2 separate regions of the Homo sapiens genome follow, and region 1 is linked to region 2. A link is an interaction called in ENCODE POLR2A ChIA-PET data of the cell type or tissue named here. Cell type or tissue: IMR-90. All regions are shown on one strand. Links, peaks and the distances in the headings refer to the core of each region. The heading gives the core; the rest is flanking DNA. Region 1 overlaps BCORL1 (BCL6 corepressor like 1). Region 2 overlaps ZNF280C (zinc finger protein 280C).

Region 1 (2,919 bases), core at 200-2,699, 260 kb before region 2:
CGGTGTTAGGGAGCGGAAAATCTTGCCTTTGATAGCCACTGCCCTGAGAGGGCCCAGGAAGCAGAGGTTAGCTGGGATCCAGGCCTTACACATCTAAACATTAATTAGAAAATCTAGACTAAAGTAAGGATACTGAATGGGGGGAGGGATTCACTGTCCTAAATAGAGTGGCCTTGAAAGAAGGAAAAAGTGGGAATCCACCAGTGTTTCCAGTCTGCAGGTGGGAAGGATCCTAGGTATCAGGAGATGAGTGATGGAAATTCCAGGGTGAAACTGGATAAAAAACTGAGTGACATGAGAGCCTGTGGGCCAGAATTGGAGGGTGGGGTTAGGGGCATGGAAGAGAGGCTCTAATCAGGGCTTGGACTGGAGGCCACATGGAGTAATTCATTGATTCTGGGCTGAGCTAAGCTTGGGATGAAATAGAACAGCCAAAGAGAGTAGAGAGCTGTTCTTCAGGGCCAATCAGCATCAGAATCAGAGTGAAGAAATTCGAGGTCAAGTTTGGGTGGGAAAGTGAACACCGGAGTGGAACAGAGAGGGTGCTGGAGAAAGTGACACAATTGTTGGGGTAGAATAGGAAAAGGTAGAAGCCACTGATGATTACATAACCCAGAGGGAAGACCCTAGGCCTTTGAGTTTTCAAAGAGAAGGGAAGTTTCTTAATGCTGGAGTTTGAATTAGGTGTGAGTCCATGGTTGCCAGAGTGTTTAGTGTCAGGATGGCCAAAGAGGGAGGTAATATCTACTTTTCGGCCACTAGGATGCTAGTACAGTATTTGATATAATTTTACATATGAACTAGGCTTTATTAATGCCCATTTTTGAATGGTTATCCTTAAAATAATGTAGAAATGGTTCTTTTTCTAAATTAAATCATTCCCTTTCCCACTGTTCATAACTTAAAAGCAATCTTTTATGATGAGAACTTTCTTTGGCGAACTGAAGTTTCATTCTGGTCAAGAGTAAAATTTAACTCTGTGTTTCTATCCCCGTAATTCAAATATGCTGTTCTAGTTTTCTTTTTTATTCTAAGCAGAAGTGACCTTTTCCCCATAAAACATAAAAAAGGATCTTTTTTTTAAAAAAAAAAAGTAACTGAGTAACTGCAGGCTGCATGTCAAGGTCATATTTTCCCTGGTCAATGAATTATGATGAATTTGAATACAGCTGATATATTATTTGTAAAATGTGGTAATTTTCAGATTTACTCATCACAGTATGTGAGGCAGGATACCTCTTCATTTGTATTTTAAGAAAACCTTAAGCTGAAGGTCCGTGAGGAATCCAGAGTACCAAGGAGCAGGGAAAGCTTTGTGTTTTGGGCTTCTTTACCGTGGGTCTGCTGAGAAACAAAATTTGGTTACCTCATTACTAAGGTATGCCTAGAAATCATAGTGTTAGTGCCATTTAAGGGTACTGTTGAGTTTTGTTATAATGCTGATGTCCAGGGACAAGGAGAACAAGCAGATTTTTGCTTTTCCAAGTTTTGTGGAGAAGTGCACCGTATATGACTATGATCGCAGAGGTGAGTTGATGCACTGTATACCTGAATCCATGAGATGATTATCTTCTGATAATGAGGCTTTACTCAGTTTAACTTGGTTGTACCACACCCCAGTTAGTATAGTACAGTGGTTCTCAAACTTGAGCTCCTCAGAATTGCCTGGGGGGGCTTTGGAGACCGACAACCTCAGGTTAGAGTGCTTGCTGTTCTACTTCTTAGCTATGTGGCAGGAGGCAAGTCACTTAACTTACTTTCGTTCTTTTTTTTGACAGAGTCTCACTCTGTCACCCAGGCTGGAGTGTAGTGGCATGATCTCGGCTCACTGCAAGCTCCGCTGCCCGGGTTCAAGCCATTCTCCTGCCTCAGCCTCGCAAGTAGCTGGGACTACAGGCGCCCGCCACCATGCCCGGCTAATTTTTTTTTTTTTTTTTTTTTTTTTAGTAGAGACGGGGTTTCACCGTGTTAGCCAGGATGGTCTCAATCTCCTGAGCTTGTGATCTGCCCATCTTGGCCTCCCAAAGTGCTGGGATTACAGGCGTGAGCCACCGCACCCGTCTTTTTTTTTTTTTTTTTTTTTTTTTTTTTTTTTTTTTAACCGGAGACAGTCTAGCTCTGTTGCCCAGGCTGGAGTACAGTGGTGTGATCTCGGCTCACTGCAACCTCCGTCTCCTGGGTTCAAGCTATTCTCCCACCTCAGCCTCCTGAGTAGCTGGGATTAAACGTGCCCACCACCATGCCTGGCTAACTTCTGTATTTTTAGTAGAGACGGGGTTTCACCATGTTGACCAGGCTGGTCTTGAACTCCTGACCTGAAGTGATCTGCCCACCTCAACCTCCCAACATGTTGGGATTACAGGCATGAGCCACCGTGCCAGGTCTTCACTTAACTCTCTTTGTTTCTTTTTTTTTTGTTTTTAGACAGAGTCTTGCTCTGTCACCCAGGCTGAAGTGCAGTGGTGCTATCTTGGCTCACTGCAACCTCCACCTCCCGGCTTCAAGCGATTCTCGTGCCTCAGCCTCTCGAGTAGCTGGGATTACAAGCGCCCAGCACCACGTCCAGCTAATTTTTGTATTTTTAGTAGAGATGGGGTTTTGCCATGTTGGCCAGGCTGGTCTCGAACTCCTGACCTCAGGTGATCCTTCCACCTCAGCCTCCCAAAGTGCTGGGATTACAGGCATGGGCCACCATGCCCGGCCCACTTAACTTTGTTGAGCCTCAGTTTTCTCATCTATACAATGGAGATGATAATACCAATTTCACAGGGCTGTGAGGATTACACAAAATCATCCCAGGCCCATAGTAGGTGCTCAATAAATGGGACCTATTATTTTATATATATATTTTTTTCTTTTTCTTTTTTGAGATGGAGTCTCGCTCTTTTGCCCAGGCTGGAGTGCAGTGGCGCTATCTCG
Region 2 (2,919 bases), core at 270-2,769:
CTTAAAATTGTTTATCAGGAAAAGGCACAAAGCATTAACAAATCCCATAAAACCTCAAACATTTTCCTTTTTTCTCTCCTAGTAGAAAAGAACCAGATCCCGGCCAGGCGGGGTGGCTCACACCTGTAATCCCAGCACTTTGGGAGGCCGAGGCGGGCAGATCATGAGGTCAGGAGATCGAGACCATCCTGGCTAACATGGTGAAACCCTGTCTCTACTAAAAATACAAAAAAATTAGCTGGGCGTGGTGGCAGGCACCTGTAGTCCCAGCTACTTGGGAGGCTGAGGCAGGAGAATGGTGTGAACCCGGGAGGTGGAGCTTGCAGTGAGCCGAGATCGTGCCACTGCACTCCAGCCTGGGCGACAGAGCGAGACTCCATCTTAAAAAAAAAAAAAAAAAAAAAAAGAGAGAAAAGAATCAGATCTCACAAAACAATTCTATTAAGTGAAGGGTCACACCAAAGTAGGGTTGCTTTCTGATCATAGAAATGCAGTACTCTATGAGTAAACATTACGGAAGTCTTCTAAAAGAAAAATATCCTCAAACAACTTGATAATGTTTTCATTCAGAAATTCAAGATAAGTATTACTCAATCCACTAAGAGCTATTTTTACTTGTTGGTGGTTATAGTCTACCAATCACAAGTTTTTTGCTCTCCTTCCCCTGCCTTCATTGTTTTTCTATATAAACATTTAGATGAGATCCCATATGCTAAAATATTTTATAGCTCACAAATAAAACATCAATAAAATCACTTAAATTCTAAGTTATCAATATAGAAAAGAAATTCTAGTGGGCCCAATACCCTTTTTGATAGAATCTCTTGAAACGAATACACATTGTTTTGGTTGAGTACTGCTAAGTCATCTACAATCAATATAAATCCAACTTGAATCTTGTCATGCTTCAATAAGATGATTTGAGTAATAATTTTGAAATATGGTAATATTTCAGCATAAAAATTGTCACAGTGACTAGAAATAATAAGAGAATATTCTATTCTACTATCAATAATAAATATGCCAAATATATCTAGCTCATTTAATAATTTAAGTGGCTCTCCACTTAGAACCTCCCAATTTGCCACAGGAAATGATACTGAGAATTCAATTGGCTAAATTATTCTGCCTCTGATAAAACTGAGTAGAAATGCTATTCCAAGTTTAGAGCCAAGAGAAGTAAGAACTAGGATTTCAGAAAATTTAAAACTCATCTCTTAACCACACTATTACTCATTGCCATGGTAAGAAAGAAGACTGGTATGCTGGCTACATTCCTTGACTTCTCCAGGCCTAAAATAAGTAAATAAAATGAAAAAGGATCTGTTTCCCTCTTTCTCTCCTGAAATTCAGTTATGTTGTCCCTTGCACTTTAGACATATTTGAGGACTTTTTTTTTTTCTTTTTTTGAGATATAGTCTTGCTCTGTTGCCTAGACTGGAGTGCAGTGACGTGATCTTGGCTCACTGCAACCTCTGCCTACAGGTTCAGGCGATTCTCATGCCTCAGCCTCCTGAGTAGCTGGGACTACAGGCACGCGCCACCATGACTGGCTAATTTTTTAATCTTTATAGTAGAGAGGGGGTTTCACCATGTTGGCCAGGCTGGTCTCAAACTCCTGGCCTCAAGTGATGTACCCACTTCGGCCTCCCAAACTGCTAGGATTACAGGGAGGAGATATTTTATTTTAATAAACATCACCAGTATCTTCACTTTAACATTGTAATAATGCCAAGTCTAATTACTCTAACAGAAATCTAACAATCCACAAAGGTACTGGACATGTTTTGCTAGAAAGCCAAAAAGATTTACGTGTGCTGACTGCCTGCATTGTCCAAGTATAGTGTTGGAAAACCAGGCCCTCCCTCCTTCATGAATATAAACAGTAGTTGCGGAAGATGGGTGTAGCCAAAGGCTATAGCACATGCTGGTAGACAGACCAGAGATTCTATAATCATGCAGCACCTATGCATTTTATAGTCATATATCAAGATGATACTTTGATGAGGCAGTTGCTTAGACATTAGAACCCCCATCAGACACTAACACAAACTTATTTAGCATATCAGGATATTTTAAGAAAAGTATTCCAAACACTTCCTTTTCTGTAAATCTGAGTTTAAGGGAGAAAAAAAAATTAACAAATAAATAGGCTACTTGGTTCCATTAAAAATTATGATTTCCAATCTCAGAAGGCTTACAATGCTGTTCAGGTCATCTTAACCCTCAATTAACTTAGTTATTTCCTTTTGCTCACATCTGATATTTTAACCTTTCACCTCCTTACTCCAGTCCCCAACTACATTCCCGCTTTGATTCTCACAAGTTCTTACTGACCTTTACTCTCCCTCTTACCTCTAACTCCTTACAGAAGAACAACAGTATGAAGGACAGATATCTCATATATTTTCCATTAGAAACAACCATCTTATGAAACGTTACTTCACTGAAAGTAAATGCTTACTTGAAATGGCTGGTTTTGAACTTGATATCTCTCCAACAAAGATCAGTTCATCGTCATCCTCATCCTGAGTTTCTTCTACTTTCTTCTGCCATGGCTCTAGCTCTTCTTCTTCACATTCCATAAAGAGTTCTGCCATTTTTGAAATGTCTAATTTTCAAGAGAAGAGAAGCTAACTTTATTTTCAAAGAGAAAAATATTTTCTGTGCAATACATAGTATGATATTTAAGATGCACTGTAATAATCCTAATAGCAATTACTGACTTGATATTTGTTTGTTTTTGTGACAGAGTTTTGCTTTTGTTGCCCAGGCGTGATCTCGGCTCACTGCAACCTCCGCCTCCTGGGTTCAAACGATTCTCCTGCCTCAGCCTCCCAAGTAGCTGGGACTACAGGCGCCCACTGCTACGCCCAGTTAATTTTTGTATTTTTCGTAGGGATGGGTTTCACCATGTTG

Evidence for each region. Peaks named below come from ENCODE experiments on the same cell type or tissue, not always from the same donor. Only the 100,000 strongest peaks of a DNase experiment are listed, where the experiment ranks them.
Region 1: POLR2A ChIA-PET joins it to region 2 with 20 read pairs; 2 of 35 experiments call an interaction of 5 or more read pairs at or near these places.

Annotation. Positions count from the first base shown.
Region 1 is chrX:129,987,383-129,990,301 of GRCh38, forward strand. The region is part of intron 1 of BCORL1 (BCL6 corepressor like 1); the gene reads left to right. Among named protein-coding and RNA genes, the nearest start is that of BCORL1, 6.2 kb to the left of the region's middle. In IMR-90, for the core only: no CTCF peak of the experiment used is centred there; no DNase peak of the experiment used is centred there.
Region 2 is chrX:130,244,395-130,247,313 of GRCh38, forward strand. It overlaps ZNF280C (zinc finger protein 280C), which reads right to left. Exons shown (of 19, transcript NM_017666.5): 3 at 2,465-2,611. Among named protein-coding and RNA genes, the nearest start is that of ZNF280C, 23 kb to the right of the region's middle. In IMR-90, for the core only: no CTCF peak of the experiment used is centred there; a DNase peak (open chromatin) is centred at 1,237; H3K27ac peaks cover 577 bases.